3 separate regions of the Homo sapiens genome follow, and all the other regions are linked to region 1. Evidence: chromatin loops called from intact Hi-C (ENCODE). Cell type or tissue: CD4-positive, alpha-beta T cell. All regions are shown on one strand. Links, peaks and the distances in the headings refer to the core of each region. The heading gives the core; the rest is flanking DNA.

What was found. Peaks named below come from ENCODE experiments on the same cell type or tissue, not always from the same donor. Only the 100,000 strongest peaks of a DNase experiment are listed, where the experiment ranks them.
Region 2: a loop joins it to region 1, with 2.4 times the contacts of the local background. A loop is called at or near these places in 2 of 110 quality-filtered maps.
Region 3: a loop joins it to region 1, with 2.9 times the contacts of the local background. A loop is called at or near these places in 2 of 110 quality-filtered maps.

The regions. Positions count from the first base shown.
Region 1 is chr19:37,302,005-37,312,591 of GRCh38, reverse strand. No RefSeq gene overlaps it. Among named protein-coding and RNA genes, the nearest start is that of ZNF875, 27 kb to the left of the region's middle. In CD4-positive, alpha-beta T cell, for the core only: CTCF peaks have their summits at 2,361 and 2,563 (motif pointing left); a DNase peak (open chromatin) is centred at 2,561; H3K4me3 peaks cover 224 bases; H3K27me3 peaks cover 707 bases.
Region 2 is chr19:37,683,886-37,694,472 of GRCh38, reverse strand. It overlaps the pseudogene ZNF781 and the pseudogene SELENOKP1. Among named protein-coding and RNA genes, the nearest start is that of ZNF607, 31 kb to the left of the region's middle. In CD4-positive, alpha-beta T cell, for the core only: no CTCF peak of the experiment used is centred there; a DNase peak (open chromatin) is centred at 2,152; H3K4me3 peaks cover 1,072 bases; H3K27ac peaks cover 764 bases.
Region 3 is chr19:37,546,121-37,556,707 of GRCh38, reverse strand. LOC124904708 reads left to right here and starts at 5,369. Exons shown (of 2, transcript XR_007067248.1): 1 at 5,369-8,816. It overlaps ZNF571-AS1 (ZNF571 antisense RNA 1), which reads right to left and starts at 7,759. Exons shown (of 6, transcript NR_038248.1): 1 at 7,553-7,759; 2 at 5,717-5,846. It also overlaps a transcript of ZNF540 not described here. In CD4-positive, alpha-beta T cell, for the core only: CTCF peaks have their summits at 4,582 and 4,783 (motif pointing right); DNase peaks (open chromatin) are centred at 4,827 and 5,357; H3K4me3 peaks cover 1,065 bases; H3K27me3 peaks cover 266 bases.

The sequences.
Region 1 (10,587 bases), core at 1-5,000:
TTTGCCGCATGCTGGTCCTTTCTTTCCTGACAGGCGGGCCGTCTCTCCAGCTTCTGGGAGGACAGTTCAAATTATGGAGGAGGGGGCAGGTGCAGGGCAGCAGTGCTGAGGGGAGTAGGGGGGAGTTGGGGGAGCAGGGGCTCATTTTTCTTTGTTGCTCGGATTCCTAAGCCTGTGACTTTGAGAATCGGCTTCTTCCTTGCAAGGTTTCAATCTGAGGCTACTGGGGAAAGGGCAAAATTGGAGCTGGATGGAAGCGTGGTGGGGAGAGGAGTAGGTGTAGGGAACATGGAGAATGTGTCAGGCAGTGTCTTTATTCCTGGCACCTTACTTTGCCTGCTGGAGTTTCCCAGTCTGTTCCAGGCGCATTCTCTCGACCCAGAAGGGGCCTGATGGGGGATGTTGGTCGCCAGTGTGTGCTCCCCTGGACTGGATTGGAATTGGTCCCACAAACTATTTTTTTTGTTTGTTTTTTAGAGGGAGTCTCGCTCTGTCACCCAGGCTTGAGTGCAGTGGCGCGATCTCTGCCACAGTTATCAGTTCAGGGATAAAGATATTAGGATACCTTTATAGTAGATAAAGAGCTAACTCATTCTTTGTAAGAGTTAAATTATCTTCCATTATACGAGCATTTAGGATATTAAAGTACTTTTGCCACCAAAAATAATGCTTCTGTAAATATTCTTTTACTTATATCTTTATGAGTTTTTACTTCTGCTGGGACAAATTGCATGAGGAAACAAATGTATGGGTATATAAATATAACATATGTATATATATTTAATATGTGTATATACAACTTAATATATACACATACATACAATAACATATACAAGGCAGACTTCTATTACTGGCCAAGATGAGATAAGCACATTTCAGCATCTCTCTCACCGATTTCTACTTAACACCCCAGAGTGAATACAAAAAGAAACCACCTGAAGACTCAGAAATACAAATAATAGCAGGCAGATGTGAAGGGAGTTAAAAACGTGAAGAATGGACGTGATGACCACAGGTTTGCTGGGGTATTTTCCCCCTTTATCTTCTGGCTTTGGAAGGAAGGAAGTCTCAGAGCTGTGTGATAGGTTCAGGGAGCAAAAATTATGAGAGAAACGCTTTCCTTCCAGCCAGAGGAGTCCAAAAGAGGACCCGGTGTAACAGAGTAATAAAAAGGATATTGCATCCTTTTTTTGCAATAAAAAGGATATTACAAAGGTTTTCGATGAAGAAATACCTAGGGCAAAATATGTGGGAAGTGGCATTGGGCTTCAATGCTCTCTCCCCAGCACATCATCCTCCAGGAACCCCCACGTGTTCAGCAATCTGGAAGCTCTCTGAACCCAGTCCTTTTGGATTTTCATGGAGGCTTCATTACATAGGCATGATTGATGACATCATTGGCCATTGTCAGTCAACTCAACCTTAAGCTGCTGTCCCCTCCCCGGAGGTCAAGGGGTGGGGCTGAAAATTCCAACCCTCATATCACATCCCTTGGCCATCCAGGAGCCCACCAAGAAGTCCCCTCATTAGAACATAAGATGTTCCTATCAGCCAGGAAATCCCAAGGGATTTGAGAACTCTGTCAGGAACTAGGGTCAAAGACCAGATATTAGAACAGATGATCCTCCTAGTACCCAAGGGTTTTAAGGAGCTCTAGACCAGGAGCTAGGGGCAGAGACAAATATATGTATATTTCTTGTTATTTTATATTCTCAACTCCCCAAGGTTATCCATTTTAAAAGTCTGGTAAGTTTCCTTTACCTCTCTCCTTGCTCAGACATGCACACACACATATACTGAGTGACTTTTGTTCCCTTTTGCCTTTACTAGAATTATATGTAATTTTTTTTTAGCTTGTGTTTCTAGGGAAGACCTTATGGATGTCCTTCCAAATTAGTGCTTGCTGATTTGAGTAGTACTTGGAAGGAGGTAATTTTTTTTTAAATTCAAGCTCTTTATTATGGATACTTCCAGCATTATATGTGCAGAGAGCCTAGTACAGTGAACCCAGCCTTAACAAGTAACACATGGCCAGTTTTGCTTCATCTCCATTTACACTCAATTATTTTAGAGAAAATTCTAGACATTTCATCTATAAATATTTCAGTATGAAATATAGTTCTTTTAAGAACTTTTCTTAAAACTCTTTTTCTTATAGTTCTTTTAAGAACTTTTCCTGACCTCAGATGATCTGCCCGCCGCGGCCTCCAAAGTGCTGGCATTAAAAGCTTGAGCCACTGCGCCCAGCCGGCTCTTATATGTCTTTTAATCTATTGACTTCCCTTTTTTCTTGCTATTTATATTTTGGAGAAATCAAACACTAGATCATATAGAGTTCCCACATACTGCCTTTGAGTACACCCCCATGGTACTGATTAACAAATTAGATGCTGTATATTTTCTCTAAAATATCTGGTCATTAACTAGAGCAGTGGTTCTCAACCAGTTGTGGTTTTGTTTTTTGTTTGTTTGTTTTTATTTTTACCTCTAGAAGACATTCGGCAATGTTTGGAGATATTTTTGGTCGTCACAACTGCAAGGAAGGATGGTATTGCTGCCACCTATTGGCTAGAGGCCAGGATGCTGCTAAACATCCCATACACCTTACAGGACAGCCTTCTCCAATCCCAAAGAATCATCTGGTCCAAAGTGTAAATAGTGTCAGAGTTGAGAAATTCTGCTCTAGAAGCTTGGTCAAATTCAAGTTCAATTATTTTGGCAAGGTCTGCTTGTCACTGTTTTTGTGATTAGATTTGGTAGTGGGCTTAAGTGTCATCAATGTGATTTATCCATTGTAAAGTGATTGCCTTTTGCATAATGTCATGCATTCATTCATGATCATTGCCTAGATTCGTTGTTGTTAGGAGCTGCAAAATGATCACTTTCTTATTGTGTCTCTCTTTCAGCCATTACTGGAATCCTTTTATTTCCATTACTGAAATTTCCATTACAGGAATCCTTTTATAAAAATAAAATCCCCACACATCAACTATCTGATTACTTAGAGGGATAGCATGTGTAGGAAAGGGAGGATAAATGCTTGATTCTTTCCATTCATATTCATTAGTTTTCAGAATTACGAGTTTCAGAATACTGCATTGGTTTCCTAGTCTCCAAAGGTGATTGCTGCAGATTGTATTCTCCAAAGATGGTTGCAACAATAGGCTTGTCTCATATGTTGTTCTAGAATCTTGCAATTCCCACTTTAAGGGTGGAGTCTAACTCCTCTGCCCGTGAATCTGGATTTGTTTATTGTTTGTAACCAATGCTGTGTGACTCCCAAGGCTGAGTCATAAGAGGCACTGTGGCCTTCACCTCATTAGCTGAAACTCCTGTGTTTGAAGTCTCGAGCTATCATGTAAGAAGTTCCAAGTGCTGTGAGCTGCCATGCTATGAGGAAGCCAAGTCATGTGGGGAGGCTACTAGTCTGAGTCTTTGAGTCCTCCCACTGCATGTGCCAGACATGTGTGCAAAGCAGGCTTCATAGGTTTGCAGCCCTCAGGCATCAGGTTATTCCCAGCTTTTGAATCCTCCTGGTTGAGGCCAGAGACATCAGGAGCAGAGGCACACCATCTCTTCTGTGAGCTCTCTAAATGCCTAACCCACAGAATCAGTGAGCACAGTAAAATGGTTGTCTTATACTACTAAGTTTGGAGTGGTGTGTTATACAGCATCAGTAACTGGTGAACAATGATTGATATACCCACACTTGTTTATGTCATATTACACACACACACACACACACACACACACACACTTTTTTTCTTTAGAGGTGGGGTCTTGCTGTGTTGTCCAGGCTGGTCTTGAACTCCTGGCCTCAAGTGATCCTCCTATCTCAGCCTCCCAAAATGCTGGGATTACAGACATAAGCCACTGCACCTGGCCAATACTCACATATTTTATTTTATTAAAAAAATTTTTGGCTGGGCATGATGGCTTATGCCTGTAATCTCAGCACTTTGGAAGGCCAAGTTGGGTGGATCACAAGGTCAAGAGACTGAGATCATCCTGGCCAACACCGTGAAACCCCGTCTCTACTAAAAATACAAAAATTAGCTGGGTGTGGTGGCACGTGCCTGTATTCCCAGCTACTTGGGAGGCTGAGGCAGGAGAATCGCTTGAATCTGAGAGGCAGAGGTTGCAGTGAGCCAATATGGCAGCATTGCACTCCAGCCTGGCAACAGAGTGAGACTCTATCAAAATAATAATAATAATAATAATAATAATAATAATAATAATAATACGAGCAAGAATAACCATGCCTAACAAATAAAAACTGATGGTAATACATAAGGTTACACAAATATTCAGACATATCATGATCCAAAAACCACATATCTGTTCTCTTGGCTATCCCATCCAAGTGGAGCCAAAGGCTCTGCACAGGTTTCCAAACACTAATCATAGACATGATAGCAACTGTGGTCCGCTCCCTCCTGGTTACCTGCTCACCTGAAGCAGGTAAGAGCCTGCTTGGCCTCCTAAGGAGGCACTTCTGAGGCAGGAGAATAGAAAATTAGCATAAACTAAGGGTTAAGGTGGAAGCAAAAGAACAGCAGGTGCAGCAAGTTCTAGGCCAGGTTAAGCAGCACACAGGCCACATCCTCACTCCTGTGATAACAACACAGAAGTCTCCAGTTCAGCCTCTGAGTTCAGCCATGGGCCAATCCTTCACAGTGTGTAACCAATTGGAGGCCTCGAAAGGGCACTTATTGGTGTTATCAAATTCTTTGGCTTAATAAAAACTCTAAAGAACATTGTAATCTGGGCTCTTCGGCCGCTTGCTCTAGCCGGCTCTGGCTCTGTAGAGTGGACTTTCGCTTAAATAAATCTGCGGTTTCGTTGCTTCTTTCTTCTTTCGTGGCTTCGTTCTTTTGTTGCTTCGTGTAGTTTGTTTAATGCTTTCTTCAACAAGCCAGAAACGTGGACAACTTACAGTCAAGACCTTCCATCCAGTAACAGTTCTACACTCTAGAAGTATCAGTATCGCCAAGAGATGTCAAGACATCAAGGGGTCAAGTGTGGTATAAGACCTAAGATTAAGGCTCAATATTATATGTGCCCTGACATTGGGGGGAAAACAAGGAGGCCTGAATGGATTAACTGCAAATTCCTTGCCCTGTTGTACTCCTTTGAATAAGGTGCCCTAGCCGAATCACTTCCCTCAGAGGACCGGCACATTACCTGCTTACTGCATAGTAGCGGGCGTCAGGTTCCAGCCAGCCTGCAGAATTATTCAAACAGGCCAATCACACCCTCCTTCAAGAACCAGGGGTTACCTCCCATACTCTTGCTACTACAAAGCCTCCTGGTATAGCCTCCACCTGATTACTCTGTTCCTAAGTGCAACACGGTATCCCATATGGTGTGCTGGGCCCTCCTTCCCTGGGGCGTAAATATGGGTAATTAGCAAACCAATGTTCATCTCATTTATCCAGTGTTAGCTACCATGTGCTTTGCAATAATCTGCACTTCCTTTCTAATTCTTGAGAGACATCCGGGTCCTCTGCTCCTGGGTGGAGGATTTTTAGGATTTCTGCCACTCAGAATGGGCAGGTGACTTGAACGCCTGCGGGTCTGACACAGCACCAAACCTCGCCAAGGCCTTCAGAAACTAAAAGTGCAGCCGCCAGGAAAATGACTGCCGGTTCCGGTCACACGACCGGCTACACGACCCAGGCAGAGACCGAGAAAGAGGCTCACCAAAAAGGACGACGTGCAAGAAACCGCCCTCCAGCGAACAGGGGACGTTCGTCCGAAGACATACATGCACACCCCCATTCACACACACAGCCCCAGCAATTTTTTTTCAGGAGCTGCAGCCTGACCCAGAGTAGAGCGCAGTCAGCCTTGCCAAAGCGCATGCGCGAATCATCAGCGGATGCTCAAGTCACAGAGACCGCCACCGCTGCCTGGAGATGAGTCCTTGAACGCTTCGCGAAGGAGGAGCCTTCTGTGGCAGCACGTCGAACTCCGGGCTAAGGCCAGTCCTCGCCACGGGGTCGACAGGATGGTATCCGGAGGCCAGGATTCGCGGAGGGTCGACCAGGAGGAAGAAACCTCAGGAGGAGCGCCTGGGAAGCACCGCAGGATTCCAGGCTCAGGCCTGCGCGAACGGTGTGCCAGTGAGTTTCCCCAAAAGTCGTGCCTTTGCGATCTCGAGGACAGGTCTGCTTGTATGCCCAAGGGCTGCTCTCTCACCCCAGGGTCGTTGTCGCGGAAAGCAGAACCCTGAGGCTTCAGGGGCTGCCTGGGGATGAATGTTACTGTGCCACTGCAGTATGTCTGGGTTCTGTCTCTTTCTTTCTCTTGTTTCTCTCTGTCTCCTTTCTCTATCAATCTCTACCTGTTTCCGTCTGTGTGTGCTCGTGTGCGTGTGTGTTTGGATGCATATGCGCTGAAGGGCAGTTTCTTGTACGGCCTTTCTTCTGGTGAGCCTCTCCCCGCGTCTCTGCCTGGGTCATCTGGCCGGTTATCATTCGTTTTCCCGGTGGTTCCAGTTTGGGTTCGTGACGGCCTGGACAACGTGGGGAGTTGCGTCGGACCCGCAGGGGATTAAATCGGCTCCCCATCGTGAGCGGGCTCATTGCTAGTATCAAGACGACCACACTCCAGCAAAGGACAAAATTCTCACAGAAGCTCAATATCCACCTGCATGAGAGGTGCCCACCGACCTCAAAGAAGATGGGTCTCACTCCTCTCGCCGTATGCCCTCATTGAGATATCTAGACACTGCTGGAAACAAGGAAAGAAAAGAACGCCAGGTAGGAGATGTAGCAAGCATCTCTGCACTCGAATACTGGTCTTCTTGGCCAAATCACCGGTTTGGCACTCCTCCACACATGCCCAAGGTGGTGGCATTGTGCTGTATGGAGCCTGGGCTCTGGCCTCTGCTCTGTCCTCCCTCTTGCTCTGTCTGCCCTGTTTCTGAGAAGCCTAGAGGCTTCTTTGGCTGAATGTCTTCAACAAAGAAGACTTCTCAGTCCATCAGGGAGAAACTTCGTGAGGATGGGTTTCATGATTGTTTCCCTCTCCAAACTTATTTCTGGATGATTGGGCAGGAAGCCCGGAGCTCTGGGCTTCCATACCTGCCTGGGACAAGGAAGCTCCTTTGGTATCCATGTCACAAGTGATGGCTGCCTGACTGGTATAGGAAGAGCAGGAGGCGAAGGTGGCTGGCCTATTACCTTCTAGGAAATGTGGTGTTGTATCACACCTGCCTTTCCTCTCTGATTCTTCAAGGCCATCTGGCTCCTCTGCTCCTGGGGAAAGTGCCTTGAGGCACTGAATCTTCTGGCTGCCACGGATGTCAGGAAGCAAAAGGGACAGGGTTTTGCTGGGTGCAGGAGAGGCAGCATCAGTGGTACCTACCCAGTGGCGGCGTGAAGGTGAGGTGTATTTTGTCGAAACCTCTCGGCTCCTCTGGCAGGCGTCCCTGAATGTGGCTTGGACTCGGGCACAGGCCCTGTCTCGCAGGTTTTCCGGTGTGCTAGGCTTTTCCTCAGCTTTGTGCAGGAGGTCTCCAGTGGTCCGCGGGCGCATCCCGGGACACCACTGTCCGTCTCAGCATCTCTCCATACGGCCTCGGAGACACAAGCTCACTCCATCTGCTCTTGGGGGATACCAGTGCCACCTGTGGTCCCACTGGCTCCCCCTCGGACTCGCCTCTGTCTCTCTCTGCACATGTCAAGCAAAGCAGTGTAGGGATTCCGGACCCCCTGGGCCTTAAAGATTAAAGCAGGCCACGGTTTCACCAAAGAAAGAGGGAGCCAGTGGACTCACTGGTCGGTGTAATTTCAGTAGACACCACATCTTGGGGCCCATGGGATCTTTCTGTGCCCCAGCGAGACCTTTCCCACCTCACTACATCGTAACGCCATTACTGATCACCGGGTCGGATCCATAATCAGATCCGAAGAGGACTCCGGAGAGGCCAGCCGGCGCCCTGAAGCTACTCCGCCACTGGGAATTGAAGCAGAAGACAGATCAAGGAGGTCTTGAACACGGGAATCCTATGGGTCCGACCCTGGGTCTCCCACAGGAACCTCTCCCATTCCTCACCCCACACGATACCTCCAACACTGCTGCGGCCGTCGACACCCCACTCCCAGCAGCAGCAGCGTCGGCGCCATTTTGCAAAGGATCCGCGACCTTAGTCTCCGGAGTAACAAGGGGGGCGGGGGAGTCGGCCTCGCCAGTGCGCATGCGCGAGGTCCGAGCCGCCGCTTTGGTCACAGGGACCGCCACAGTTGCCCCGGGATGGGTCCCTGAGACCTGGGAAAGTAGGAGCTCTGTGGGATAGTGCGTCAGAGTCGGGGTTCAGACCAGTCCTGGCCAGGGAAGTTAACACCGCGGTCTCCGGAGCCCGGGATTCGCGGAAGGTACACCACCAGGAAAAAACAACAGCAGCAAGAAATCTCAGACAGATCGCCGGGGAGGCAGCGCGGGAATCCAGCCTCAGGAGTGCGCGGACGGTGTGCCGGTGAGTCTCCCCAAAAGTGGTGCCCTTGTGATGTCGAGGACAGGTCTGCCTGTGTGCCCTTGGGGCTGCTCTCTCACCGGTGGGTGGTAGTCACGGAGAGCAGAACCCGGCAGCTTCAGGGGCTGCCTGGAGGTGGCTGTTAACTGCTGTAGGTCTCTATGCCTTACGGGCGTGTGTGTGTGTGTGTGTGTATGTGTGCGCGCGCCTACGTGTCTGTCTGCCCACTTCTATCGCTCTCTTACGTCTCTCTCCCTTCTCGCTCTTTCCCTCGCTCTCTCTTTCTGTCATTGTCCATCTGTCTGTGCGTCACTCTTGGCACACATGTGCCCTGTACGCCGCATGCTGGGTTTCTTGCATGTCAGCCTTTCTTCTGGTCAGTCTTTTTCTGGTCAGCTTCTCCCTGCCTCTCTGCCTGGGTCGTGTGGCCAGTTGGCAGTCGTCGTCCCGGCGGTTCCAGTTTGGGGGTCTGTGAAGGCCTGAGCAACGTCGCCATCGGCGTCGGACCCGCAGGGGTTTTCATCCCCTCCCCATCCGGAGCAGCCTCTTTGCTAGGCTGGATCCAGACGAGCGCTCCCCAACCAAGGACAACGGCCTCCCAGGCGCTCATTGTCCACCCGCAGGAGGGTGCCCGCAGAGCTTCAAGAAGGTGGTTGTCACGCCTGTCGCCCTCTGCCCTCATCGAGAAATGTAGCCACAGCTCGACGCAGGGACGGAGAAGGAAGCCGGCAAGGGGATGGGGCGGCAAGCATGTCTGTCTCTCAAAGGCTGGCCTTCCTGGCCGAGTCACCCGTTTGACAGTCCTCCCCGGATGCCGGTGGTGGTGGCATGGTCCCCCCGTATCCTGCCTGTGCTCTGGCCTCTGCTCTGACCTCCCTCTTGCTGTGTCTGCCCCGTCTCTGAGAAGCCTGGCGGCTTCTTAGTGTGGCTCAGTGTCTTCCACAAAGAAGACTTCCCCGTCCATCAGGGAGAAACCTCGTGGCGGTCCGCGTCATGATTGTTTCCCTCTCCACACCTCTTTCTGGATGATTGGGCAGCTGTGGTGATCTTGGAGCTCTGGGCTTCCATACCTGTGTGGGACAGGGAAGCTCTCTCGGTCTCCATGGCCCAAGTGATGGCTGCACGCTCGGTCCAGGAAGAGGCGGAGGCAAGCCCACCGCTCCTGACATTGGCCTTCTAGGAAAGGCGGTGTTGCATCCCACCTGCACTTCCTCTCTGATTCTTGAGGGCCAACCGGTTCCTCCGCTCCTGGGGAAAGTGCCTTCTAGCACCGAATCTTTTGGCTGCCACGGATGTCAGGGAGCCAACGGGACTGGGTTTTGGCTGGGTGCAGGGGAGGTTGCGTCAGGGGTACCTAGCCGGCGGCGGGCTGGGGGTGGGGTGTACTTTGTCCAAACGTCTCGGCTCCTCTGGCGGGCCTCCCTGAACGTGGCGTGGACTCGCGCACAGGCCCTGTCTCGCAGGTTTTCAGGTGCGCTTGGCTTTTCCTCCGCTTTGTGGGGCAGGTCTCCAGTGGCCCCCCGGGCGCACGCCTGGACATCACTGTCCGTCTCGTCGTCGCCCCCTACGGCCTCAAAGACACACGCGGCCTGCATGTGCTCTTGGGGGACGACAGTGCCACATGTGGACACACTGGCACCAGCTCGGACTCGCCTCTGTCTCTCTTTGCCCGTGTCGCCGGAAGCCGCGTCGGGATGCCGGAGCCCTCGGGCCTTGGAGATGAAGGCAGGCCCCTGCTCCTGCCAGGAGGGAGGGAGGCAGTGGGCTCATGGGTCGGTGCCTTTGCAGCCGACAGCACGCCTTGCGGCCCTGGGGATCTTTCTGTGCCCCGGCGAGACCCTTTCGGCCTCACTGCATTGGAACCCCATTCCCGATCACCCGGTTGGATCCATCATCGGACCCCAAGAGGAGTCCGCGCAGCCCAGCCGGCATCCCGAAGCTCCTCCTTCAGCGGGAACCGAAGCAGAAGAGCGATCAAGGAGGTCCTCACCACAGGACTCCTATGAGTCCGACCCTGGGTCTGCCGCAGGCCCCTCTGGCAGTCCTCTTCCCACCCGCCGCCTCGGGCTGCGCCGCCACCGCCGCCGCCGCAACCTCCAGCACCGCCG
Region 2 (10,587 bases), core at 1-5,000, 380 kb before region 1:
GCCTCAAGCAATCCAGCTGCCTTAACCTCCCAAAGCACTGGATTACAGGCATGAGCCACTGCGCCCAGCCCCACTGTATTTCTCTTTGACAAAACCTAAACATTCTGTTTATTTGAACACCACTTATATTTATGTTAATGTTCTGAGTAAATGTAAATGAATACTGACAAAATAATAGTATAACATCAGAGAGATTTTTGTTTGTTTGTTGAGACGGAGTCTCGCTCTGTCACCAGGCTGGAACGCAGTGGCACAATCTCAGCTCACCACAACCTCTGACTCCCTGGTTCAAGCAATTCTCCTGCCTCAGCCTCCTGTGTAGCTGGTATTCTACTGGTATTAGCTGGGTGTGGAGGCACGCGCCACCACACCCAGCTAATTTTTGTATTTTAGTTTCACCATGTTGGCCAGGATTGTCTTGATCTCCTGACCTTGTGATCGGCCCACCTCGGCCTCCCAAAGTACTGAGATTACAGACGTGAGCCACCACGCCCAGCCTAGAGAGGTTTTTTTAAACAAAACGAATATGTAACTGATATCTTGTATTTTAAATTTAAGAGGGCATATGAAATTGAATGCATTCTGTGAGAGGAGAGTCAGAGTATTGATAAATTTGGACTTATTAAAATTCCTGGAGTAATGACTTAAAGAACCTACAAACTATTAAAGAGAAAATTGGAATAGTAATACATCAATCCAACATAAAGAAAGGAGAGAAAAAGGAAACATGCAACAAAAAGAAAACAAATTAAAATGCCAGGAGCTAATGCCTGTAATCCCAGCACTTTGGGAGGCAGAGGCGGGAGGATCGTTTGAACCCAGGAGTTCAAGGCCAGCCTGGGCAACATAGGGAGACCCTGTTTTTAAAAAGTAATAAATAAGGCTCCGAAGCAGGGAATGGGGGCAAGATGGTTTACATCTCAAACGCACAAGTGTTGGACAACTGGAGTCAGTCTCCATGGAGATTATCTTTGATAACAGATTTCTTCTGGGGAATAGCTGAGTTTGTGGTTTTGTTTTTCAAAACTCTGCTTCGGCAAGATTTGAAAAAAAGAAGAAGCTATGGAAACTCATCTGATTTCAGATACGATGACGATGGAAGAGGGCCACCGGGAAACCCTCCTGGAAGAATGGGTCCAATCAATCATCTGGGTGGCCCCAGTCCTCCTCCAATGGCTGGTGGATGAGGAAGGTGTCTGCTCTAAGAAGCAACTGGACATGCATATTCATAGCAGAAGGAAACCATCAAGAAGTGGAGTGCTGACCATGCTGCAGCAGTAGATGAAAGTGTGTGTCTAAACAAGGACTGCTCTGTGTCCTCACAGATGACTGAGGTCATGCTGGGAGTTCCCTCTGCAGGGAACTGGCCTGATTGACATGCAGTTCCACAAATGCACGTTTGTCTCATTATCTTTAGGGTATTAAAGTATTAATATAGTTTTTGTTGTTGTTGTTGTTGTTGTGGTTTTGAGACAGAGTCTCACTCTGTCGCCCCGGCGAGTGCAGTGGTGCGATCTCGGCTCACCACAACCTCCGCCTCCCGGGTTCAAGCGATTCTCCTGCCTCAGCCTCCCGAGTAGCTGGGACTACAGGCGCACGCCGCCATGCCCAGCTAATTTTTTGTATTTTAGTAAAGACGGGGTTTCACCATGTTGCCCAGGCTGGTCTCGAACTCCTGAGCTCGGGCAATCCGCCTGCCTCGGCCTCCCAAAGTGCTAGGATTACAGGCGTGAGCCATTGCCCCCGGCCTCCTCATCTTTAAATTCACAAAAAGATTGAATATGAAGAAAATAAAAGCCTGTGTATTTAGCACTAAAAAAAAAAAAGAAAATATAATAAAATGGCAGCTTTAAATCTATCAGTGGCTATATTAAATGTAAATAAATTAAATACTCCAGTTAAAAGAGATAGACGTTCGGGGTGTATTTAAAAGCCACAGACACACATGGTCTTCCGACTGCCCTATTCACATGCTCAGCCCCTGACAGCACTGGCTCTGGGACTAAGCCCCTCGGGCAGCCCTGAGCCTCCCAGGGCTGAGCACCTCGCTTTGAGCAGCTCCGCTACCGCGTCCTCCAGTCGGGAGGCGGCTGCGTTCCTGCGCGAAGCACGTCGGCCGCGAAGGCCTCTGGGAAATGTATTCCGGGCTACCAGCCCACAAACGCGGCGGAACCGGTTGCGGGGAGGTTGCTTGAATTCTCTCAGCTGCGCCCCCTGACCTAGTAGTCGCTGGCACAAGCTGCGCCCGGAGACGTGGGAGCGTTCTCTTGTTTTCCGAGTGCGCGGACTCATCGGGTCACAGTTTATGCTTTTATGACGCGGTGAGTCCAGCCACTGATTCCTAACGGTTTAGAGTGGGGAGGTTACGCTTGGGCGTCCTGGACGCTGGCCCAAGTGGTGGCTGTAGAAGACGCACGGATCCCGGGATGGGGCTGGAGGTTTGCAAGAGTCCATCCGAGGGGATTCTGGCTGCGAGTGTGACAGAGTATATGAAAGCCGCATGGAGGATCTGATTGTAGTGTGAGCGAGAGTGAGTGCCCGCGAGGGATCGTCACCTGAATGAAAGTCTCGGATTCACCGCCTCTTATCTTCCCTTCTTCGACTGTAAAATGGTGAAAATAAGGGTGCTTCTTCCAGGACGTCAGTTTACTCGAAAATTTGGAAAAGGCTAAATAATTGATCTGATAAATACTATAAAACAGGATTTCTGTGTAAAAGATAAATTTATTATTGTATAGAATACCAAATCAGTGTGACTTTTAAATACAAGAAGAAATATTTTAAAGGAACTTATTTTGTGGGACTCCTGCTTTTGTGTCAGACCCTCAGAGTAGGCATTTATTCTGTTGTTTAGGGAACACAACAGATTTGAGAAGCCTCGGATTAAGGAATAATTTATGAAGCTCCGTTGACTACCGTGGAGAGATCATAATTTGGGGTTCAAGATTCCAGGTAAGGCGCTATAACTCCACTTTCTGAAAAGCAAACCTTCGTTCAGAGAAGTCCTGGAGCCTTTTAAGGCTTCACCATTCCTCAGTGAGCCTAGTACCAGATTCATTCGGCTAATTTGTTCCAGTTTCCCCAGGCCACAATGTCTTTGGGATGTAAAGAAGCCTATGCTTCTCTCAAAGATCCTCCAAGTATTTCAAAACATTGACTGCACGTAAATTTAAATGATAAATTTATTATTAATTTTTTTTGAGGCGGAGTCTCCCTCTGTTGCCCAGGCTGGAGTGCAGTGGCATGAGGTCGGTTCACTGCAGCCTCGTGGGTTCAAGCGATTCTTCTGCCTCAGCCTCCTGAATAGCTGGGACTACAGGTGCGTGCCACCACACCCGGCTAATTTTTTGTATTTTTAGTAGAGACGGGGTTTCACCATACTGGCCAGGCTGGTCTCGAACTCCTGACCTCGTGATCCGTCTGCCTCAGCTTCCCAAAGTGCTGGGATTACAGGCATGAGCCATCTCACCTGGCCCAATGATAAAATTATAAAGAAATTGAGTACAAAATTAGGATCTGGAAATTTGTAGTCTTTATTTATATATTTTTTAAAGCCAACTAAAAGATGTAATGAAAGAAAATATTTGGACGGATGCGGTGGCTCACGCATGTAATCCTAGCACTTTGGGAGGCCGAGGTGGGAGGATCGCTTGAGCCCAGGAGTTTGAGACCAGCCTGGGCAACATGGTGAGAGCCTGTCTCTATAGAAAATAATTAAAAAAAAAAAATTTTTAGCCATGTGCAGTGGCATGCATATGTAGTCCCAGCTCACTGCACTCCAACTTGGGTGACAGAGTGAGACCCTGTCTCTAAAAACATTAAAAATATTAATAAAGAATATTACTTAGCAATTGTGCATGTTACAACATGGATGAACCTTAAAAATTCTAAGTGAAAGAAGCTAGATGCAAAATACTACATAGTATATGATTCTGTTTATATGATTCAAAGATAAACAGACACTAAAGCAGTGAAATTTTATTTTATTTTATTTTATTTTATTTGAGACAGAGTCTCGCTCTGTTGCCCAAGCTGGAGTACAGTGGCACGATCTCAGCTCACTACAGCCTCCACCTCCCAGGTTTAATAGATTCTCCTGCCACAGTCTTCTGAGAAGCTGAGATTATAGGCGCTCGCCACCACGCCCACGTAATTTTTGTACTTTTAGTAGAGATGGGGTTTTGCCATATTGACCAGGCTGGTCTCGAACTCCTGACCTCAGGTGATCCACCCGCCTCAGCGTCCCAGTGTTGGGATTACAGGGGTGAGCCACCGCACCCAGCTGAGAAGAGATTTTATTCAGTACAGATTAAGCATTCTTAATGTAAAAAATCTGAAATCCAAAATGCTCTAAAATCCAGAACTTGATGTGCACTGACATGATGCTCAAAGGAAAGTTTATTGGAGCATTTCAGATTTTGGAGTTTTGGATTAGGGAGGATTAACTGCTATATAATGCAAATATCTCAAAATCTGAAAAAGTCTGAAATCTTCAGATTCCACTTCTGATTCCAGGCCTTTTGGTTAAGGGAAACTCAACCTGTAATAGCTGCTGCAATGGGGAAGTGAACTGAACTGGACTGGAGTGCAGTGGCATGATCTCGGCTCACTGCAACCTCTGCCTCCTGGGTCCAAGCGATTCTCCTGCCTCAGCCTCCCGAGTAGGTGGGCTTACAGGTGTACAACACTACACCTGGCTAATTTTTGTATTTTTAGTAGAGACTGGGATTCACCGTGTTGGCCGGGCTGATCTCAAACTCCTGACATCAGGTAATTCGCCCGCCTTGGCCTCCCAAAGTGCGGGGATTACAGGCGTGAGCCACTGTGCCCAGCCAAAGGGAGACTTTTTAAAGGCGGGGGTGTGCTAGGGAAAAGCCACTGAAGGGTGCAAAGGGGAGTTTGGTCCATGTACCTAGTTTGCTAATTGCCATTTTTCTGGAGAAGAAACAAAGAAACAGAGTTTTTTCTTTTCTTTTTTCTTTTTTTTTTTTTTTTGAGACAGAGTCTTGCTCTGTCACCCAGGCTGGAGTGCAGTGGCACAATCTCCGCTCACTGCAAGCTCCGCCTCCCGGGTTCACGCCATTCTCCTGCCTCAGCCTCCTGAGTAGCTGGGACTACAGGTGCCCGCCACCGTGCCCAGCTAATTTTTTGTATTTTTAGTAGAGACGGGGTTTAGCTGTGGTCTCAATCTCCTGACCTTGTGATCCGCCTGCCTTGGCCTTCCAAAGTGCTGGGATTACAGGCGTGAGCCACCGCGCCCGGCCTCTTTTTTTTTTTCTTTTTTTAAGACAGGGTCTCACTGTGTTGTCTAGGCTGGAGTGCCATGGTGCGATTGTGGTTTCCTGTAGCCTCGACACCCTGGGCTCAAGCGATACTCCCAGGTCAGCCCCCTAGTAGCTAGGACTACAGGTAAGTGTGACTAAACTGGTAATTAAAAAAAAAATTTTTGTAGAGGCGATCGATCTCACTATATTGCCCAGGCTGGTCTCAAACTACTGAGCTCAAACGATTCTCCCACCTCGGCTTCCCTAAAGTGTTGGGATTGTAGGCATGAGCTACCACACCAGCCAGTTCTCAGATCTTTTTAATTTTTAATTTTATTTTTTCATAATTAAGTATCAAGCAAAGTTCTCAAATCTTTTATTACAGAAGGCCAAGTGGTGCAGCTTGGAGCACTGCACCCACCAAAGTTAGGCCTTTACTCTTCCAGAGGGGCTGGGAGTTATGTCCCTGAATGTTTGCATCTCAGGTCCTTGAGGAAATAGTTCTGAGTGGCACATGGTAGGTATACATCTCAAAGGGCAGAGAAAGCATTTATAATGATAAGCTTTCCTAGCGGTAGCCAGACAGGCCCCTGAACTCCCTCTTTAAGCAGTTAGTTTTTTTTTTAGACAGAGCCTCGCCCTGTCAACCAGACTGGAGTGCAGAGGCACAATCTTGGCTCACTGCAACCTTGGCCTCCTGGATTCAAGCGATTCTCCTTCCTCAGCCTCCAGAGTAGCTGGGACTGCAGGTGCACGCCACCACCCCTGGCTAATTTTTGTATTTTTAGTAGAGATGGTGTTTCACCATGTTGGCCAGCCTGGTCATTAACTCCTGGCTTTAAGTGATCCACCCACCTCAGCCTCCCAAAGTGCTGGGATTACAGGTGTGAGCCACCGCGCCTGGCCAAAAACAGTTACTTTTAAAAGGGAGTTTAGGGGCCTGTCTGCCTACCACTAGGTTTTTAGCTGGAACAAATAGTAAATTCTCCAGGCAGCATTAAACTTTGTCAGGCAGGCATTTTTTTTTTTTTTTTTTTTATTGATCATTCTTGGGTGTTTCTCGCAGAGGGGGATTTGGCAGGGTCATAGGACAATAGTGGAGGGAAGGTCAGCAGATAAACAAGTGAACAAAGGTCTCTGGTTTTCCTAGGCAGAGGACCCTGCGGCCTTCCGCAGTGTTTGTGTCCCTGGGTACTTAAGATTAGGGAGTGGTGATGACTCTTAACGAGCATGCTGCCTTCAAGCGTCTGTTGTCAGGCAGGCATTTTAAGGGGGACTGGGGTCAGCCTAGGAACATGGTCTTAAAATGCTGGAAGCTATTCTAGAATTTGGGCAAGTCTCTTACCATAGGAGTTTGGATAGAGTTGTTATGTGCTATGTGCATGAGTTTATAGTTTACAGAGGCCGTAGGACCTGAAATCAGGCCGGGCGCGGTGGTTCACGCCTGTAATCCCAGCACTTTGGGAGGCCGAGGCGGGTGGATCACGAGGTCAGGAGATCGAGACCATCCTGGCTAACATGGTGAAACCCCGTCTCTACTAAAAATACAAAAAAATTAGCCGGGCATGGTAGCGGGTGCCTGTAGTCCCAGCTACTCGGGAGGCTGAGGCGGGAGAATGGCGTGAACCCAGGAGGCGGGGCTTGCAGTGAGCCAAGATCGCGCCACTGCACTCCAGCCTGGGCGAGAGCGAGACTCCGTCTCTCAAAAAAAAAAAAAAAAAAAAAAAAAAAGAAATCAGCAGGGAGATCCAGTCCTCCTTTTTATTTCTATGAGGTGGACAAATCCAGAGAGAAACCTCTTAGGGTAATGTCGGAAGCTCTCTACGGTCAGTGGCACCCTGAGATTACTGTCTCTGTAGGGGTGGGGGGCATGGGATGAGATATGGGTGTGTGGGGTGTGGTTAGGGTTGGGGGATAGATTAATATTGGGTAGGGTGATGCTGTGGGGTAGGGGAGACTCTCCAGATCATTGATCTACAGGGTGAAAGTAAACAGCTAATAGTGATTGATTAACCCTGACCCACAGCTCTGGTCTTGGGCTAGAATTTTAGAGCTGGAGGAGATTCGGGGAGAACGCTGGGAGCAGTGGCTCACGCCTGTAATTCCAGCACTTTGGGAGGCTGAGGCGGGTGGATCACCTGAGGTCAGGAGTTCAAGACCAGGCTAGCCAACATGGTGAAACCCTATCTCTACCAAAATACAAAAAACAGCCGGGTGTGGTGGCAGGTGCCTGTAATCCCAGCTACTGGGGAGGCTGAGGCAGAAGAATCACTTGAACCCAGGAGGCAGAGGTTGCAGTGAGCCGAGATTGTGCATTGCACTCCAGCCTGGGTGACAGAGCAAGACTCCATCTCAAAAAAAAAAAAAAAAGAAGGGGAGACACCTGAGAGTCACCAGAAATCGGAATTCCCTTGTCATGAATCCTTCTGGAAGCTCTGTGGAGAAAATTACACTTCCTAGAAGCCCTACCATGCCTGGACTATCTCAGTTAGGTATCTGAGACCGCTGAGAAGTGGCAGCTCCAGGTAGCTTCCATCCTGACTTTTCTTTTTGACACAAAGATAAGTAAAAGATGCTGGTCTCTCTCTGACTTCTATCTGTGTACACAGGCAGAGGACCTGGAGAACAGGCCTCAGTTTATATTGACACAAAACTGGTTTCTCCTAATTCCATTCTCCTTCTCCAGTCTGTGTTTTTCCAGAGGTGCCCTGAGGAGCAGGGAAGCATGGCTATTGTGGATGTAAAAGCCATGTTCAAGGTGAGGGGAGATTTCTTTCTTCTGTTAACTACTTGTTTGTTTTTTCTCGGAAATGCACTTTCCACTTTGTTATAATGATCAAGTTTGGCTTGAGATTTGCCAGCATGATTTGTTTTAGGCCATATATCTACCTGGACCATAAAAGGCGGTATGCTTTTCTTTTTTTACTCAAGCACCTCCTAGGCCATGTGGGGACCTTAATATCTGTGTTCTAGAGAAATGTAATTCTCTGCATCTCAGTTTCCTCATCTGTAAAATGGAGGGAATGATAGCACTCACCTGTAGGTTTGTTAGAATGACTAAATTGATACATGTAAAGCCCTTAGGTATATTGGCACATAAAGTATATTCAATTTATTAATACATGAACTGTTACGATTATATTTTGTACTAAGTTATCTATGGATCAGGGAAAACAAAAATATAAAATTAATTGTGATAGATATTTGCAAATAAGAAAAAGAGCTAGACACTCAAGTAGTATAGAACAGGAGTTTTTAATCTGCAGGTCATTTACTTCATATATTGGCCACAAATCCCTTGAAAATTTTTTTCCTGAAAGAGGTGTAGAATTTATTCTGACTTCAAAGGTATACATCTGTGGCCTAAAAAGATGCCTGGTTTAACCATAGATATGACCTTACAAACAATCTGTGCCTCCCAAATGGAAAGAACTAGAAACATTCTTCTCCATTCATGTGCTAGAATATTTAACACAAAGATGTGAAGTAACTTGCCCAAGCTGGTGCACAGCAGAACTGGAGTGCAAACCAGGCAGTCTGGCTTCACTTGAGCTCTTCTCCGGTGTGCTCTCTGTTTCTTCATTTGGTGACTTTCTAAAAATCCACTTATCAAGAGTCACATCACAGGCATCTATAAGCATAGCTGCATTTTATTTTATTTTATTTATTTTTTTGAGACAGGGTCTTGCTCTGTTACCCAGGCTAGAATGCAGTGGTACAATCACAGCTCACTGCAGCCTCGACCTCCTGTGTTCAAGTGATACTTCTACCTCAGCCTCCCGAGTAGCTAAGACTACAGGTGTGCACCACTGCACATGGCTAATTTTTGTATTTTTTTTGTAGAGACAGGGCCTCACTATGTTGCCCAGGCTGGTCTCGAACTCTTGGGCTCAAACGATCTGCCCCCCTTGGCCTCCCAAAGTTCTGGGATTATAGGCATGAGCCAACGCATCTGGCCTCTGAGCTGCATTTTAAATTATTGTGTTATATGCTCTTCTAAAATTATAGTTGTTTTTTTTTTTTTTGAGACGGAGTCTCACTCTGTCACCAGGCTGGAGTGTAATGGCGCGATCTCACTGCAACCTCCACCTCCCAGGCTGAAGCAATTCTCCTGCCTCAGCCTCCCGAGTAGCTGGGGCTACAGGCGCATGCCACCACACCCAGCTAATTTTTGTATTTGTAGTAGAGACAGGGTTTCACCATGTTGGCCAAGATGGTCTCAATCTCTATTTTTTTTTTCTTTTTTTTGAGATGGAGTCTCGCTCTGTTGCCCAGGCTGGAGTGCAGTGGTGCTATCTCAGCTCATTGCAACCTCCGCCTCCTGGGTTCACGCCATTCTCCTGCCTCAGCCTCCGGAGTGGCTGGGACTACAGGTGCCCGCCACCACACCCGGCTAATTTTTTTTTATTTTTAGTAGAGACGGGGTTTCACCGTGTTAGCCAGGATAGTCTCGATCTCCTGATCTCGTGATCCACCCGCCTCAGCCTCCCAAAATGCTGGGATTACAGGCATGAGCCACCACTCCCAGCCAAATTATAGGTTCTTTTAAAGACCTGCCCCCTTACGTAGTAATTCGTCACGTATATCTTTCCTTTTTACTTAAAATGTTTGGTCATAGCTGTTAATGGTAGTGCAGTCATCTGTCATGTAACTGTTCTGTGATATATTCTTGTGTTCACTAAATTTTGCACTTTTCTAGGTTTCGTTTATTGATAACTTCCCAAGTATAGAATTTTTAGGTAAAATATTAAGCATTTATTAATGCCAGGAATATCAATGATTCTGTGCTAATACTTGGGAGAAATGAAGTGATTAGAAAGCCCTAGTTAAGTTTCTCTCAATCTAGCAAGGGACATATAATCTATACAGAAATAGATTAAAGTGTGACAGGAACTAGCGAAACACAGATGCTTTTCCTTGTGGGCTCATGGGAAGGTGACATTCTGACCACAGTAACCTCTGCTGTTTTATGAGAAAACCATCTTGAATACATAGAAACTCTGGAGATAAAGAGATTTTGTGTCGTAAGCGTTATGCCATGTAATTTTTTTTTTTTTTGAGACTAAGTCTTTCTCTGTCGTCCAGGCTGGAGTACAGTGGTGCAATCTCGGCTCACTGCAACGTCCACTGGCTGGATTCAAGCAATTCCCCTAGCCTCAACCGCCCGAATAGCTGGGATTACAGGCACCCATCACCATGCCTGGCTAATTTTTTTTCTATTTTTAGTAGAGACAGGGTTTCACCATGTTGGCCAGGCTGGTCTTGAACTCCTAACCTCAGGTGATCCGCCCACCTTGGCCTCCCAAAGTGCTGGGATTACAGA
Region 3 (10,587 bases), core at 2,070-7,069, 240 kb before region 1:
TGGCAGAAATATCACAAAAGAATTTATTACAGTACCTACAGTCTCCCCAACAGGTACAAGATATCATCCTGCCACTTGTTCAAGGAACCCATCCGAATCCAATTCCTGACCAGACAGGGTCCTGCCATTCGTTCCAGCCAGGAGACCTAGTGTTTGTTAAAAAGTTCCAGAAAGAAGCACTCACTCCTGCTTAGAAAAGACCTCACACCATCATCCTCACAACGCCAATGGCTCTGAAGGTGGACGGCATTCCTGCTTAGATTCATCACTCCCGCATCAAAAAGGCCAACAGAGCCCAACTAGAAACATGGGTCCCCAGGCCTGGGTCAGGCCCCTTTAAAACTGCACCTAAGTCAGGTGAAGCCATTAGATTAATTCTTTTTATCTACCTCACTTGTTTGTTTTTGCCTGTTATGTCCTTTGCGCCTTCCTACTCCTTTCTCCTCACCTCTTTCACAACAGGATGTGTATTTGCAAACACCACTTGGAGGGCCAGTACCTCCAAGGAAGTCTCCTTTGCAGTTGATTTATGTGTACTGTTCCCAGAGCCAGCCCGTACCCGCGAAGAGCAACACAATCTGCCGGTCCCAAAAGCAGGAAGTGTCAACCTTGCAGCAGGATTTGGACACTCCAGGAGCCAAACTGGATGTGGAAGCTCCAAAGGTGCAGAAAAAGGACTCCAAAATGTTGACTTTTACCTCTGTCCTGGGAATCACCCTGACACTAGCTGTCGAGATACTTACCAGTTTTTCTGCCCTGATTGGACATGTGTAACTTTAGCCACCTACTCTGGGGGATCAACCAGATCTTCATTCCATAACTCGTGCTTCTCGTCCTAAATTATGTACTAGAAAAAATTGTAATCCTCTTACTATAACTGTCCATGACCCTAATTCAACTCAGTAGTATTATGGCATGTCATGGGAATTAAGATTTTATATCCCAGGATTTGATGTTGGGACTATGTTCACCATCCAAAAAATCCTGGTCTCATGGAGCCCACCCAAGCCAATCGGGCCTTTAACTGATCTAGGTGACCCTATGTTCCAGAAACCCCCTAACAAAGTTGATTTAACTGTTCCTCCACCATTCTTAGTCATAAAAGATACACTCCAAAAGTTCGAGAAAATCTAGATAGGCGCCAACAGGAACGAGAAAACAACATCCCCTGGTATCAAAGCATGTTCAACTGGAACCCCTGGCTAACTACTTTAATCACTGGGTTAGCTGGACCTCTCCTCATCATACTATTAAGTTTAATTTTTGGGCCTTGTATATAAAATTGGTTTCTTAATTTTGTAAAAGAATGCATAGCTTCTGTCAAACTTATGTATCTTAATACTCAATATAACCCCCTTGTTATAATTGAGGAATCAACGATTTGATTCCCCAAAAACACAAGTGGGGAATGTAATGCCCAACCTTGTTTTTACTAACCCTGTTTTTAGACTCTCCCTTTTCCTTTAATTACCCAGCCTTGTTTCCACCTGAATTGACTCTCCCTTAGCTAAGAGAGCCAGACAGACTCCATCTTGGCTCTTTCACTGGCAGCCGCTTCCTCAAGGACTTAACTTGTGCAAGCTGACTCCCAGCACATCCAAGAATGCAATTAACTGATAAGATACTGTGGCAAGCTATATCTGCAATTCCCAGGAATTCATCTGATTGATAACGCCCAAAGCCCCCGGTCTATCACCTTGTAATAGTCTTAAAGCCCCTGCACCTGGAACTGTTTAATTTCCTGTAACCATTTATCCTTTTAACTTTTTGCCTACTTTATTTCTGTAAAATTGTTTTAACTAGACCCTCCCCTCCCCTTTCTAAACCAAAGTATAAAAGAAAATCTAGCCCCTTCTTCGGGCCGAGAGAATTTTGAGCGTTAGCCGTCTCTCGGTCGCCAGCTAATAAATGGACTCTTAATTCGTCTCAAAGTGTGGCGTTTTCTCTAACTCAGGTACAACAAGGGAAAAACACTGTAAAAGAGTCTTGGTGATCTGTGGGAAAATATAAAGATATATGTAAATGTGAGTCTGAGAAGCGGGGAGAAGGCAGAAAAAATATTTAAAAATAATGGTTGAAAATACTCCAAATTTTTTGGAACCTATCAGCCACAGATCTAAGAAGCTCAAGGAACTCAAAGCTAAACACAAGACAAATTGCTGAAAACTAGTGGTAAAGGAAAATCTTGAGAACAGCCTGATGGAAAAAAGATACATACATGGGGACAAAAGTAACAAGATTCATAAACTCCTTGTGAGAATCTATGCAAGCTAGCAGAGAAAGGAATAGGGAGGAAACTCTATCTGGTATTTCTGCACTTGGTAATAATATGAAAAAAGTGAAAACTTTTATAAACAAATGAAAGCTAAAGCCTCAGGGAAAAAAGAAATTGTGTTCTTTGCAGCAACATGGGCACAGCTGGAGGCCGTTAAGTGAAGGCATGCAGGATCAGAAACCCAAATACTGTTATGTTCTCACTTATAAGTAGAAGCTAAACATTGAGTACACATGGACACAAAGATGGGAACAATAAACACCAGGGCCTGCTTGAGAGTGGAGGGTGGAAGGAATGTGAAGGTCAAAAAACTGTCAGCTACTATGCTCACTATGTGGGTGGCAAAATCATTTGTACACCAAACCCCAGGGATATGCAGTTTGCCAATGTAACAAACCTGCATGTGTACTCCCTGACCCTAAAATAATAGTTTCAAATGAAAAAAGAAATGAATGGTAAGAGAATTCATCACCAACAAATGCAGATGGAAACATGGATTCATACATACGAATGGAAATTAACAGAAAAGTTAAATATGAGTAAATATTGTTTTCCTCATATTCTCTTGAAAAAGTAATTGAGTTTTTAATGCAAAATCAATAATGTAGTATAGGGATGGTAATATTTGTGGCAATTAAAATATGAAAATGGCTCAAAGGTGAGAAGGTGGAATGGAAGTATTATTTGTGTGAGATCCCAGCAAATATACGATAGGGTATAATATGTAAAACTAGACATTGAAAGCTAAAAATGAATGTTGAAAGCCTCTAGGAAAAAAAGCACTCAAAATTCTAAAAAGTGCCGTAATATTTAGCCAGTAGTAGAAGTAAAATAGAATATAATTTAAAAAATACAAAAATAGGCAGAAAATTAGAAAAAGAATTAAGGATAGATAAGAGAAACAGAATAAAGAGCAAGATGATTGTTACAAACCCAAATATATCAATAATTACAAACAATGTTAATGGCCTAAATACTTCAGTAAAAAAACACAGAAGAAAGCCAGGCGTGGTGGCTGATGCCTGTAATGCCAGCACTTTGGGAGGCCAAGGTGGGCGGATCACCTGAAGTCAGGAGTTTGAGACCAGCCTGGCCAACATGGTGAAACCCCATCTCTACTAAAAATACAAAAATTAGGCAGGCGTGGTGGTGGGCACCTGTAACCCAGCTACTCAGGAGGCTGAGGCAGGAGAATCGCTTGAACCCAGGAGGTGGAGGTTGCAGTGAGCCGAGATCATGCCACTCCACTCCAGCCTAGGTGACAAAGGCGAGACTGTCTCCAAAAAAAAAAAAAAAAAAAAAAAAAAAAAAAAAAAAAAGATGTTAGGTTATATAAAAAAAGATTAAAATATGAAGACTCGGATTAAAAAGTCAAAAGTATATACCAACTCAAATAGGTTAAAAGTTAAAAAAAAAAAAAAAACACCATGCAAACACTATACCAAAATGGCTATGTGAACATAAAACAAATTGTCTTTTTTTGTTCGAGACAGAGTCTCACCCCGTCACCCAGGCTGGAGTGCAGTGGTGCCATCTTGGCTCACTGCAACCTCTACCTCCCGAGTTCAAGTCATTGTCCTGCCTCACCCTCCCGAGTAGCTGGGACTACAGGCGCACGCCACCACACTCGGCTAATTTTGTATTTTTGGTAGAGATGGGGTTTCACCATGTTGGCCAAGCTGGTCTCAAACTCCTGACTCCAAGTGATCCCACCACCTCAGCCTTCCAGAGTGCTAGGATTACAGGCATGACCCACTGCACCCGGCCCTCACAACAAATTGTCTTTGAAACAAAGAATATTACCAGGGATTTATTCTAAAAAGGCATATTTTATAATACTATAGAAGTGTATTGACCAAGAAGACAAAGCAATCATACAAGTACTTGTGCCTAGTACCAGAACTAAACAATACATTAAAAACTGCTAGAAATAAAAATAAATGAACTCAGAATCATATTTTGAGATTTTAATACTGTTCTCTCATTAACTTTTAAAAGTATATAGAAAATCTATAAAGATATAAGATACCTGAACGGTGCTAATAGCCAACTTGTTGTAATTGATACTTATAGACTAGTCCACCTAAGAGCAGCAGCAGTGTTTTCACTTATACAAAGAACTTTAGCAAGCTTGTTTATATTCTGAGCCATAAATTGTCAATATATTGAAAAGGATTGAAATCAGAAAATCTGTTTTCTAACCACAGTAGAATTAAGCCAGAAATTAATGTCAAAATTAAAAAATGTTTGCAAATTAAGCAACACACATTTAAGTAAACTATGGGACAAGTAAAAAATTACCTATTTGGAGTCAAAAATAACAGCATATAAAATTTTGTGGAATGCAACTAAAGCAGCACTTTGAGGGAAATGTATGCTTTTAAATACATATCAATGGTTTAAGTTCCCACTTAAAGAAACAGGTGAGACTCAGAAAAGGAATTAAGCTTAGAGCTGAAATCAATGACCCCCAAGAAAGCGAAAAACAAGAAAAGCACACTTGGGACCACAAGAGGGCGCATAAGAGAGCCCGCGGACTACAGAGAAACGGCGCTCCACCGCACGAGACACATTCTTTTCACCAGACACCACCCCCCCCACACACACAGACATGCAACACTTGCACAGAAACACACACAGAGATATGCAACACTCGCACAGAAACACACACACCCAGGCAGCTCCTGAGGCTGCTTGGTTCTCCTGTCCGCCAGAAGCCCCTCCCCGGAGACAGCAGCCCCGGTACACACAGGCAGGCGGTACCTACCTCGCAATCCCAGGCGGGACAACGTTCAAGGAGACGCGCTCCCAGCACCGTCTAGGCAGGCCTGACGCGTCGGGGAGATCCGATAGGGATCACGCGGTGCATCCTTGAAGCTACGCTGGACGTTTCTTTAGCCTGGTTCTGCCCTGCCCGACTCCTAGGGTCGGGGGACCAAGGCGACGATCCCCCGGAGAGGAGGGGGCCATAGCCCAGCGCCGACGCACTGCCAGGGAGGGCTCCAGCTCCGCCAAGCCGCTAGGGCCCGTCCCCAGGCAACGGTGGCTGTCACTGTGACGCGAGCCCCGGCTCAGCCGTCGCGCCTGGTGACGCGCGCCTGGCGCATGCGCATTCGCGTGCCCGGCTGGCGCTGCCGCAACGTCAGGGCTCTCAGGGCCCATAGGAAAACGGTGGAGGCCGTGCTGGCTGCGGCCCGGGGAAGAAGGCTGCGTGAGACCAGCAGCGCAGGACCCTGACAGTCCTGACCTCAGTGCCTCCTTCAGCCCACTTCGTGTACGGGTCTGGGTGGAGGAGGAGGCGCTTCAGACCTTGAGGTGGGCACTCGGGACTGCTCTCTGATTTGATTCTAGATTGGAGGGTGTGGGCAGGAATCAGGTCCCATGGGGCTGGGGATCCAATCTGGTGAGGAGTTGAGGGGTCGCTGGGGTAGGAAAACATACCTGAGACCCCAGTGGAGGGTGTGAGCAGGACATTCCCTCGCCCCATGAGCTGACTGGCCCCCTTTCGACCTGGGCCTCCCAGGGCCCTGTCCTGGTCTCCAAGACCAGGGCCTTCGGCTTCTCAGCATTGCTGTCCAGAAAAGGCGGGAACAAGGACAAAGTCAAGCCCGATGTGAAGCAGAGGTGGCAACACCTAAAACTGGCATCCCATGGGGGCAGAAAATGTGGAGAGAGTGTCTCAGAGGCCTTCTGGGGTGAATCCAAGCCCAAAAGGGATATCCAGGCATGCTGGCGAGGGCCACTGAGGATACCCCCAAGAAAGCGAAGCACAAGCAAAGCACACCTGAAACCATAGGAGGGCCTGTGCCGGAGTCCAAGCCTCCTCCAGGGATTCCTGCCAGAGGAGCCAAGAGGATCCTGCAAAGTGATCCAGCACCCACACCGGGATCACAACCCACCACCGGGTCTACACCCAGCTAACCCCCAGTCCCTTTTGCTCCGTGAAATCCCTGGCAACGAAAAGGTGCAGTGCTGAGAGGCAGTCCCAGCCAGGAACAGAGCAATGGGAGACCCCTCAACAATGAGAAAACACCAGCAGATGAGATGAAACATAGCCTTCATTAGAAGGCAAAGGCCAGCTACGGCTGGCTACCTCTCATTCTATGTGAATCATGCAGCCATCTGATGCAATGGGGAGACCAAGAGTTTCCTTATTGGGGAAAGCTACGGGCACCCACGGTTCCAAGAGCATCACAGCTACCCAGTCATTAAGAAATGTGAGTGTTGAGAAGGAAACACTCATCACCTACGTCCCCGCCAAGGTGGTCCTGGACGAACTGGGAAACATTTGCTGTGAAGGACGTTCTGGAGGACTGTGAGCCAGACCAAGGAAAACCTGGGCCGACGAGAATCAGGGAAGGCAAGAAAAGAGGGAGAACAGAGTAGAGGCCGCAGCCCAGGCAGGATCAATCCATCCCACTCCCATGTGCCTCGGGGAACCAGGGTCCAACAGGGGACCTGGCCAGAAAGGCGACAGTCTTCGGTCCAAAGGTTCTCCGAACACTCGTGTCTTCTATCGCCAGCACAGCGCCATGGTGTGGACAGGTTGTACAGTGAAGAGGAAAAGGGGATGGCGTTGGAAACAGTTTCTTTGACATCTGTCTGCACCTGTTCTGCAGGTGAAGGTGCGAGACCTCCTCCACACCTCAGCGGATTGTATCTTCACCCCCATCTGACCTTTTTTCTGCACACATCCTTTAATCCAGAATGAAATCTGAAGAGGATGAAGGAGTGCCCGCCTCAGGTCCTGAAGCTGCGACTCCGCCAGCCACCGAATTAGAAGTGGGCTCAAGGGGGTACTGAGGACAGGACAGCTAGGGTCCGTCCAGCCTTGGGTGTGCCGCAGGACCATGGGCCCCTGGAGGAATTTGTTCTTGGTTGTCGTGTGCTGGTCTTCTTTCTGGAAGAGTGGGCGGCTTGGGAGGGGAGGTGATTTGGACGTTTGCGGGTCGCAGCCAGCCCCCCACTTCACCGAGGCTTTAGGAACCAAGAGCGAAACAAAGAACGCTTGCCCCGCAACCCAAGCCCGGCCAAAGAGACGGGCGCATCAGAGCGTAGGCGAACTACAGAGAAACCGCGCTTCACTGCACGAGCCACATTTCTTTCACCGCACACCACACACACACTCACACGCACACACAGAAAGACACACGGAAACATCCAACAGTCGCACAGAAACACACACAGCCAGGCAGCTCCTGAGGCTGCGCGGTTCTGCTCTCTGCCAGGAAACCCCTCCGGAAAGAGAGCGCCCCGGGGAACACAGGCAGGCCGTACCTCGAAATCCCAGCGGGGACACCTGTCAGGGAGACGCACCCTCACACCGCCCATGCATGCCCGACGCATCTTTGGGATCCTTAGGGATCACGTGGTGCTTCCTTGAATCTCCGCTTGAGGTTTCTTCAGGCAGGTTCGGCCTTGCCCGACTCCTAGGATCGCAGGACCATGGCGACGATCCCGCGGAGAGGGGACGCACTGCCACAGACGCCTGGGGGCCAAGCCGCTGGGGCCAGTCCCCCGGCAACGGTGGCGGTTACTGTGACGCGAGTCCCCCCTCAGCGCTAGCGCCTGGTGATCGCGCCTGGTACGTGCACTTTCGCGTTCCCGGTTTGTGGGCCGCATTGTCAGGGCTCTCAGGCTGCAGCCCAATAGGAAAACAGTGGAGGCCGTGCAGGCGGCGGTTCGGGGAAGGAGACTGCATGCGACAAGCAGCGCAGGACCCTGACTGTCGTGACCTCAGTGCCTCCTTGAGCCGACCTCGTGTTTGGGTCCGGGTGTAGGAGGAGGTGCTTCAGACCGTGAGGTGGGCACTCGGGATTGCTCTTCTGATTTGATTCTGGACTGGAATCAAATTGGAATTGACCCGGAATTGGGTCCCACGGGGCTGGGGAACCAATCTGGTGAGGTGTGGAGGGGTCGCTGGTGCACAGAAACATACCGGATACCCTCGGGGTGGGTGTCAGCAGAACATTCCTCGGCTCCATGAGCTGACTGCCTCCCTTTGATCTGGGCCTCCCAGGGCTCTTCCTGCGTCTCCAAGCTCAGGGGCTCCTGCTTCTCAGCACTGCTGTCTGGAAAAGGCGGGAACGAGGACTAAGGCAAGCCCAGTGTGGGGCAGAGATGGCAACACCTGGAACTAGCTTTTCATGGGGGCAGATAATGTGGAGAGTGTCCCAATTACATCTCCCTTTATTCTATCCCATACTACTAAACCCCACCAGCTATTTGCCTACAAACTGTGTATCAGTCAGGACATCAGGACACCAAGATAAAGGACTAGAGTTTGGTAATCAACTACTGGCTCCTCCAGCAGCTCAGAATGTGGCCTGTATGCATCACTTCACTTAATTCATTCAAGAAATGCTGACTGAGTTCCTGCTGTGTGTTGGACACTTTCTTAGAAGTGGGACACACTGCAGTGTGTGGGACAAAGGCTGGGCCGCTCATTGCTTATGTTCTAGTTGAAGAGAGAGTCAATCAACAACATTCTACTTTCAGACATTGATAAATGCTGTCATGAAAAGACAAGGAACATGAAAAGGTAAGAAAAGGGATGGAGAGAGATGGGATGAGGGGTGCCTGGGCAGACAATGCAATGATCTGGCAAAAGAGTAGGACAATCATGAGACTGCATGTGTTCCAGTTTCTGCTGCTGTAAAACAGCATCCACAGGTTACATCTTTACTATTCTGTTACATACATACTATTATTTAAATAAAAAATAGTACTAGTTAACTGTGAAAATTGCAATTAATAGGGCAGATTAAACAAATCCTTTAAATTTAAACAAATGTTTTATGGTTTTTTATCCTCTGATACATTGTTTCAACTTTAAAAAACCCTCTTTATTTGATATTTAAACTCTATATTAATGTATATTCTTAAGATACATAAATTTAAGATTTTTTTCGAGACAGGGTCTCATTCTGTCACACAGTCTGGAGTGCTGTGGTGCAATTATGGTTCACTGCAGACTCCACCTCTCCAGGCTCAGATAATCCTCCTGCCTCAGACTCCTGAGTATCTGGGACCACAGGTGTGCATCACCACACCCAGCTAATTTCTTGTATTTTTTTGTTGGGATGGGGTTTTGCGATGTTGCCCAGGCTGGTCTCAAACTCCTGGGCTCAAGTGATCTGCCTGCCTTGGTGTCTCAAAGTGTTGGGATCACAGGCGTGAGCCACCACATCCAGCCTAATTTAAGATTTTTAAAAAGCAGAATGTAAATATGGTCATGCATTGTGTAATTCTGTGGATACTTTCTGAGTAATGCATGGTTAGGTGACTTCATCATTATGTGAACATTATAGAGTGTACATACACAAACCTAGATGATGTAGCCTGATGGTACAGCCTATCACTTCGAGGCTACAAATCCAAATTGCCTGGATACTGTAAACAATTATACTCAATGGTATTTGTGTATCTAAACATGTCTAAACATAGAAAGGGTACAGTAAAAATATGGTATAAAAGATAAGAAATCGTATACCGGTATACAGCACTTACCGTGGATGGAGCTTGCAAGACTGGAAGTTACTCCGGGTGAGTCAGTGACTGAGCGGTGAGTGAATGTGAAGGCTAGGGCAGTACTGTATACTACTGTAGACTTTATATGTACTGTATGCTTAGGCTACACTAAATTTATTTGAATTTTTTTGTCGGTAATAAATTAACCTTAGCTTACTATAATTTCTTTATAAACCTTTTAATTTTTAAAAATGTTTTGACTCTCTTGTAATAAATTAGCTTCAAACACATTGTATAGCTGTACACAAATATTTTCTTTATATCCTTATTCTATAATCTTCTACTTAAAAATTTTTTTAATTTTTTTATTTTAATTTAATTTTATTTTATTTTGAGACAGAGTCTCACTCTCTCGCCCAGGCTGGAGTGCAGTGGCGTGATCTTAACTCACTGCAACCTCCGCTTCCCAGGTAATATTATTTAAATAAAAATAGTACTAGTTAACTGTGAAAATTGCAATTAATAGGGCAGATCAAGCAATTCTCTTGCCTCAGCCTCCAGACTTTTTTGTTAAAAACTAAGACACAAACACATTAGCCTAGGTACACACAGTGCCAGGATCATCAAAATGTCATTAGGCAGTATAAACTTTTCAGCTCCATAAAAGTTGGAAAAAAAATAATAATAATAAATACAATTTTATAAAAAGAAAATTTTCAGCTCTGCTATAATCTTATGGGACCACTACTGTATATGTGGTCCCTCATTGACCAAAACATCATTATGTGGCACATGATTATAACAAATGATGGATGGCGAGGTTGTGAAGAAACTGGAACCCT